Linked DNA regions of Homo sapiens: region 2 is linked to region 1. A link is a loop called in an ENCODE intact Hi-C map of the cell type or tissue named here. Cell type or tissue: dorsolateral prefrontal cortex. All regions are shown on one strand. Links, peaks and the distances in the headings refer to the core of each region. The heading gives the core; the rest is flanking DNA. Region 1 has its middle 15 kb from the start of PCBD1. Region 2 overlaps UNC5B (unc-5 netrin receptor B).

What was found. Peaks named below come from ENCODE experiments on the same cell type or tissue, not always from the same donor. Only the 100,000 strongest peaks of a DNase experiment are listed, where the experiment ranks them.
Region 2: it touches region 1 in a loop (6-fold over the local background); 57 of 110 quality-filtered maps call a loop at or near these places.

Annotation. Positions count from the first base shown.
Region 1 is chr10:70,902,253-70,905,156 of GRCh38, forward strand. No RefSeq gene overlaps it. Among named protein-coding and RNA genes, the nearest start is that of PCBD1, 15 kb to the left of the region's middle. RefSeq lists an enhancer at 1,362-1,910. In dorsolateral prefrontal cortex, for the core only: CTCF peaks have their summits at 1,251 (motif pointing right) and 1,451; a DNase peak (open chromatin) is centred at 1,229.
Region 2 is chr10:71,283,795-71,286,685 of GRCh38, forward strand. UNC5B (unc-5 netrin receptor B) reads left to right here. Exons shown (of 17, transcript NM_170744.5): 3 at 926-1,069; 4 at 1,532-1,635. Among named protein-coding and RNA genes, the nearest start is that of SLC29A3, 34 kb to the right of the region's middle. RefSeq lists enhancers at 1,174-1,675, 1,610-1,679, 1,676-2,175. In dorsolateral prefrontal cortex, for the core only: CTCF peaks have their summits at 1,469 (motif pointing left) and 1,668; a DNase peak (open chromatin) is centred at 1,457; H3K27ac peaks cover 385 bases.

The DNA.
Region 1 (2,904 bases), core at 225-2,724:
GGATTACAGGCATGCGCCACCAGCCCTGGCTAATTTTGTATTTTTAGTAGAGACAGGGTTTCTCCATGTTGGTCAGGCTGGTCCCGAACTCCCGACCTCAGGTGATCCACCCACCTTGGCCTCCCAAAGTGCTGGGATTACAGGCATGAGCCACCGCGACTGGCCAGATAGCTACATTCTTAAAGAGTAAAGAGAAATATATGAAATTGCTTTTAATTTACTGCATGTTATTTAATCCCAATATATCCAAAATGTTATGATTTCAACAAGTAATTGATATAAAATTGAGCTGTTACATTCTCTTTTTTCATATAAGTCTTCAGAATCCACTATGTATTTTACCCTATGGCACACCTTAATTTGAACACTAAATTTTTATTGGAAACACTTGATCCGCATTTATTTTTCGTAAAATTTATGGTTGAAAAAGTAGATTTACATGTCAAATTGTTTATCAGTGTTTAAATGTAAATTAAAATGAATTGAAATTAAATAAAATATCAAAATAAATTCCTCAGTCACAGGGCATATTTCAGGTTCTTAGTGGCCACAAGTCACTAGTGGCTACCCTATTGGGCAGCACAGGTCTAGACATCAGAAATGGTAAGTTCCAGTTTCCTCCTTAGGGAGGCAGAACCTGCCACCTCTTCCTCTCTGATGGGCCAGACTGCCTTCCCGTCAGAGAAGGGCAGAAGGAGCTTTTGGCAATAGTGGTAGAGACTCAACACATGACTTCAGTTCTTAGTGTGTCCCTGCCATGCTGAGAACCAGTGTCTTCTCTCAGGGACCTTCTGATCTAGGGAAGGAGATGATCACACCAATGCTACAGGTGACAAGTGCTCTAACAGAGGCCGTGAGGCCAGGCTGCAGTGGAGTGACAACAACTCTACACATGGGAAGCACTCACATTGGAGGGGGTGCTTAGAGTAAGCTTGAAGATTCATTAGGAGCTGGCCAGGCAGAGGCAAGATTGGGCGGGGGGGATGACCCGGATGGGCACCCGGGCAGAGAAGGTGGCTGAGCAAAGGCCAGCCAGTCTGCGAGGTTGTGGCGTGCTCCTCTAAGTGAAGACCTGAGAGCACTGAAGAGGTTGGAGAGGCTCATGGCGACAGGCTCTGCATGGTTCTGTGTAGGTTCCCCTGGGGAGCCCAGTTCCCAGCTCTGCTCCATGAAGGAAGTAGACTTGGACTTGGCCCAACTTGCTTTCCGCCTTCCCTGCAACACTTCTGTCCACCAGAAGGGGGCAGGGCCACCTCAGGAAACGAGACCCATTCTGTGGGGGGCTCAGTCAAGGTTCAGTCCTGAGTTAGGTGAGACCTTTCAATCCTCAGTGGACAGGTACTGAGCTTCAGGCCCCGTGCTGGGACCTGGGTGCACTAAGACGAGCCCCACCCCTTGCAGCCTGTGTCCGCAGTGTCCCAGGCCGAAGGGATTGTGGGGGTTTCAAGGAGGCAGTGGGCAGCTCTGCCTAGGGGGAGGCCGGAGGAAAATGAGGACCAGCTCCCTAGAGGAGGCAACTCTTAAGCTGAAGCAAGAGAAGAAGTTGCCTTCTCGGCTGACAGGGTTGTGAGGTGTGCCACTCTGAGGGGGCACAGCAAGCGGCATGGAGGTGTGACCGCGGGCATGTCTGGTTGCTGGCTATGTCCTGGATCCTAGAGCACAGGGTGCAAGGGGCTGGGGTGACTGGCCATGGCTCGTGGGGGGCCCTGGAGCCACATGCATGAACTCCATTCTGGTGCAGCAGGGAGAACAGACAGAATTTCCTTTTTAAAAAACAAAAAAAAAATTTCTTATGAAAACTATCAAATAGGCACCAAGTACAGAGAAGAGTTCATGGACCCCCATGTACCCAGCACCTGGCACCAACAGAGATCTACCAGCTTCTCATCCATTCTCCCTCCACATTTGTACAAACCTTTTATAGATAGAAATTGTTAAACATACCAAAGAAGGGAGACTGGCATAACGATCCCCACAGACGCACCAGCCAGCTCCACCAGGAAGTTTCCAGGCTGGTCTCGGCCGCCCACTCCTTCCCACCCTCAGATTATTCTGAAGCAAATCACATAGCATTTTATATTTAAATATTTCAGTGTATATCTCTAAAAATGAGAGACTCTTTAAAAACACAGGCTTGCACTACTATGATAACACCTGAACAATGTGCACACCATTGTTTTTTCTTGTTTTTTTTTTTTGAGATGGAGTCTCTCTCTGTCACCCAGGCTGGAGTGCAGTGGCACAATATCGGCTCACTGCAAGCTCCACCTCCCAGGTTCACGCCTCACGAGTAGCTGGGACTACAGGCACCTGCTACTACCCCCGGCTAATTTTTTGTATTTTTAGTACAGACGGGGTTTCACCACGTTAGCCAGGATGGTCTTGATCTCCTGACCTCGTGATCCTCCCGCCTCGGCCTCCCAAAGTGCTGGGATTACAGGCGTGAGCCACCGCGCCCAGCCTATGCATGTCATTCTTTCACTTCATGCCATACCAGGACTGACAGATTTCAAGCCCAGGAATGGCCAGGTTCAGATTGGCATTGCAGGAGGGTTGCCCTGGCAGGGAGTGGAGGAGGAAGCTGGGGGAGAAGGGGTGAGGCAGGGCGTCAGCAGGAAACTTTGATGAGGGTCTGGGGGAGAAGCAGTGGGGACGTGGACTTAGCTAAGCCTGAGCTGTGGAGGGAGGAGGTGTGGAAAGCTTACCAAGTGCCAGACACTCTGCACACAGTCTTAATTAATCCTCACAAATGCCCCACGAAGGCGATTCTATTATCTCCCCCTTTTACAGACAAAGAGACTATGGCTCAGAGAGACTAAATCGCTCAGAGTGACATAGCAGAAATAACAGAGCAAAGTTGCAGCACTGGGCTTCAAACAGGCTGGGTGGTCCCGCAGCTCCGAA
Region 2 (2,891 bases), core at 392-2,891, 380 kb after region 1:
GAGTTTCCCAGGCCCTGACCGGGGAGCCATTGAGAGATCAGGGGCTCCCTGGGAGAGGGACTTCCTCAGCTCCAGGCCCACAGGGCCTGAGTAGTGACCAGGGAGAGCAGGCATCCCACCTCTGCACGTGCTGAGCCCCCTTTCTGTGCCAAGCCCTGGGCCACAGCAGCAAGCAGGACAAAGCCCCATCTTGTTCTCCTGCAGGAGACAGACATTTAACACATGAATGCGTCCATAAATAATCTGAGTCCAGCTAATGGTGGGTGCTGGGAGGAGACGAAGCTGGGTAGGGGAGTGACTGCTGCATAGACGAACTTCCGGGCACAGTGGTGGGAGTGCCGAGCAGTGCTGGGAGAGCTGTCGGGGAGGCGCAGGGTGGAGGGGGCTTTCCTCGGGAAGTGAGGCTGATCCGAAATCTGGCAGGGACTGGGAGGCCACCAGGCCCAGAGGAGACAGAAGATTCCAGGCAGGGGACTGATGTGCAAGGGCCCCGTGGCTGCAGAGCCAGGGAACATGAGGGCCTGGAAGACACCCGGTGAGGCTGCAGTGGGATGGGGATGGTGGATGCACAGTGCAGCTCAGAGCCACTCCTGGGGATGACCCTACCCGCCTGCAGGCCACTGAGACCCCGCATGAAGGGTCTCATAACGGGGGGAATGACACACCACTTGTGCATTTTGGAGATGACACTAGCTGCCAGGTAGAAGATGCATTGGTGGGGCAGAGGGCTTGTGTTAGCCACTGCAATGTGCAGGTGAGTGGCCATGAAGCTTGAGCCAGGGTGGAGACAGGAGACAAGAGGAATGGAGGGAAAGGCACTTGGGCAAGAGTGCCAGCAGGATCCGAGGTGGAAGGCCGGGGGTGTCCTGTGCCTCACATCCTTGCTTTGCCCCTGCCCCCTGACGGCTCTCTCTTCTCCTCCCAGGCCTGCGGGTGCGCGAGGTGCAGATCGAGGTGTCGCGGCAGCAGGTGGAGGAGCTCTTTGGGCTGGAGGATTACTGGTGCCAGTGCGTGGCCTGGAGCTCCGCGGGCACCACCAAGAGTCGCCGAGCCTACGTCCGCATCGCCTGTACGCCACCCTGACCCCCACCCTGTCCCTGCAGGAACCTTCCCCATCCCTGAGGATGCTGGAGAGGGAACTTCACATCTGTGGGGCCTCCTCCAGCATCCCTGGCTGAGGATGCCCACGGCAGAGACATCCCAGCACATGGATGCCAGCTCAGAGAGGGCTCCTAGACCCAGAACCTAGGCCTCTTTTCATCTACTTCTGTATAAAAGAAGCTGGCAGCTTCCTCCCCCATCCTGAGCCACTATATGCTTAGGATCCCAGAGTCAGGGAGGGAACCCTGTTCCCCCAAGTCTGCCTAGTGAGACCCCTCCTTTGGAGAAGAGGAAATTTCCCAGGCAAAGGCCAGGTGGGCCCATCAACAGTACCCTGGGTCTGCACTGCCACCCAGTGGCTACAGTGTAGCACATCAGGTTCTGATCCTGCCCGCACCTGACTGCCTTGGGACCCTCTCGCTTCTCCCAGACCTGCGCAAGAACTTCGATCAGGAGCCTCTGGGCAAGGAGGTGCCCCTGGACCATGAGGTTCTCCTGCAGTGCCGCCCGCCGGAGGGGGTGCCTGTGGCCGAGGTGAGCGGGGACGTAGGGACCACTGAGCACGGCCCTGTGGCCATGCCTGCAGAAGCCAGGCAGGCATGGTATTTACCACCAGCCATGGTGCTAGTCTCCCAGAGCCCTGCCCCTTTCGCAGATGAGATCGAGGCTTAGCACAGAGAAGAGAACTGTTACCTCTGTCGAACGCAGCAATGCCAGATCCCAGCTGGGTCTGCCACAGGCATAACCCCACGGGATGGGGTGGCTAAGGCAGAAATCCCCAGAACTCAGGGGCTCCTTAGGTAGACCTCCAGCTCAGTCTCTATCTCCTGCCCCACCCAGAACCCAAGGCCCCAGCTTTCTGGATGCGAAAGGATCCCATCATGCGTGTGTGTGAGTGTGTTCTCCCCCACGAGCTGATCACCCCTTCCTGAAACCACAGTCTTTGGATTGCTGTCCTCTCTCGCCATCCTTACCTATGTTCCAGACATACTCCCTGCACTGGTGGTCCAGGGATTAGAGCTGCATCTCAGCTTTGCCCAGCAGAGTGGACGGCTGGGGCAGTCAGGACCCTGACTTCCAGCCTGGGATCAGCCCTCTCTGATCCCAAAACCATGCACTCATCATTCAGCCTCTCCCAGCCCAAACCCTCCTCTGCGTAGTGGGCTCAGACAAATACCCCTGGCCCATATATGCTAGGCACTTAGCACGCTGGTCTCTGCAACAACCCTGCAAAGTGGATGTTACCATTCCATCCCACAGCAAGGAAGCAGGGCTGGGAGGGGCCCAGTGGCCACCTAGGGTGAGGCAGCTGGTGAGTGGCAGAGCTGGGGTTTGGACCCAGGTCTGCCAGACCCGGGGACCTTCTTCGTATCACCTCCCAGGCTTTTCTTCCTGGCTAGCAGAGCTGGGAGGAGTTAATGATGAAGACAGATACTCCTGGCTAGCACCTATTTAGTTAGTTTAACTCAACTTCCTCTGAGCATTGTTCTCGGCACCTTACACATGCTAACTCATGTAATCCTCGCGATGGATCCCTATGGGGTAGGTGCTATTCAATTCCATCTTGCAGTTGATGAAATTGAGTCCCTGAGTGGTAAGTCCCCTCCCAAGACCACCCAGCTGGCAAATGGTGCTCTTAACCCCAGAGCTGTACAGTGTCCAGTGCTATAGTCCCACCAAGGCCCTGCCTCACTGCCACGACTATGGCGTGGACCCAGGTAGAACTGCCCTTCTTCTGTTTATGATCAAACCTGTCCTGGGCCCTCACTGCCCCCTCACCCCCACTCTTG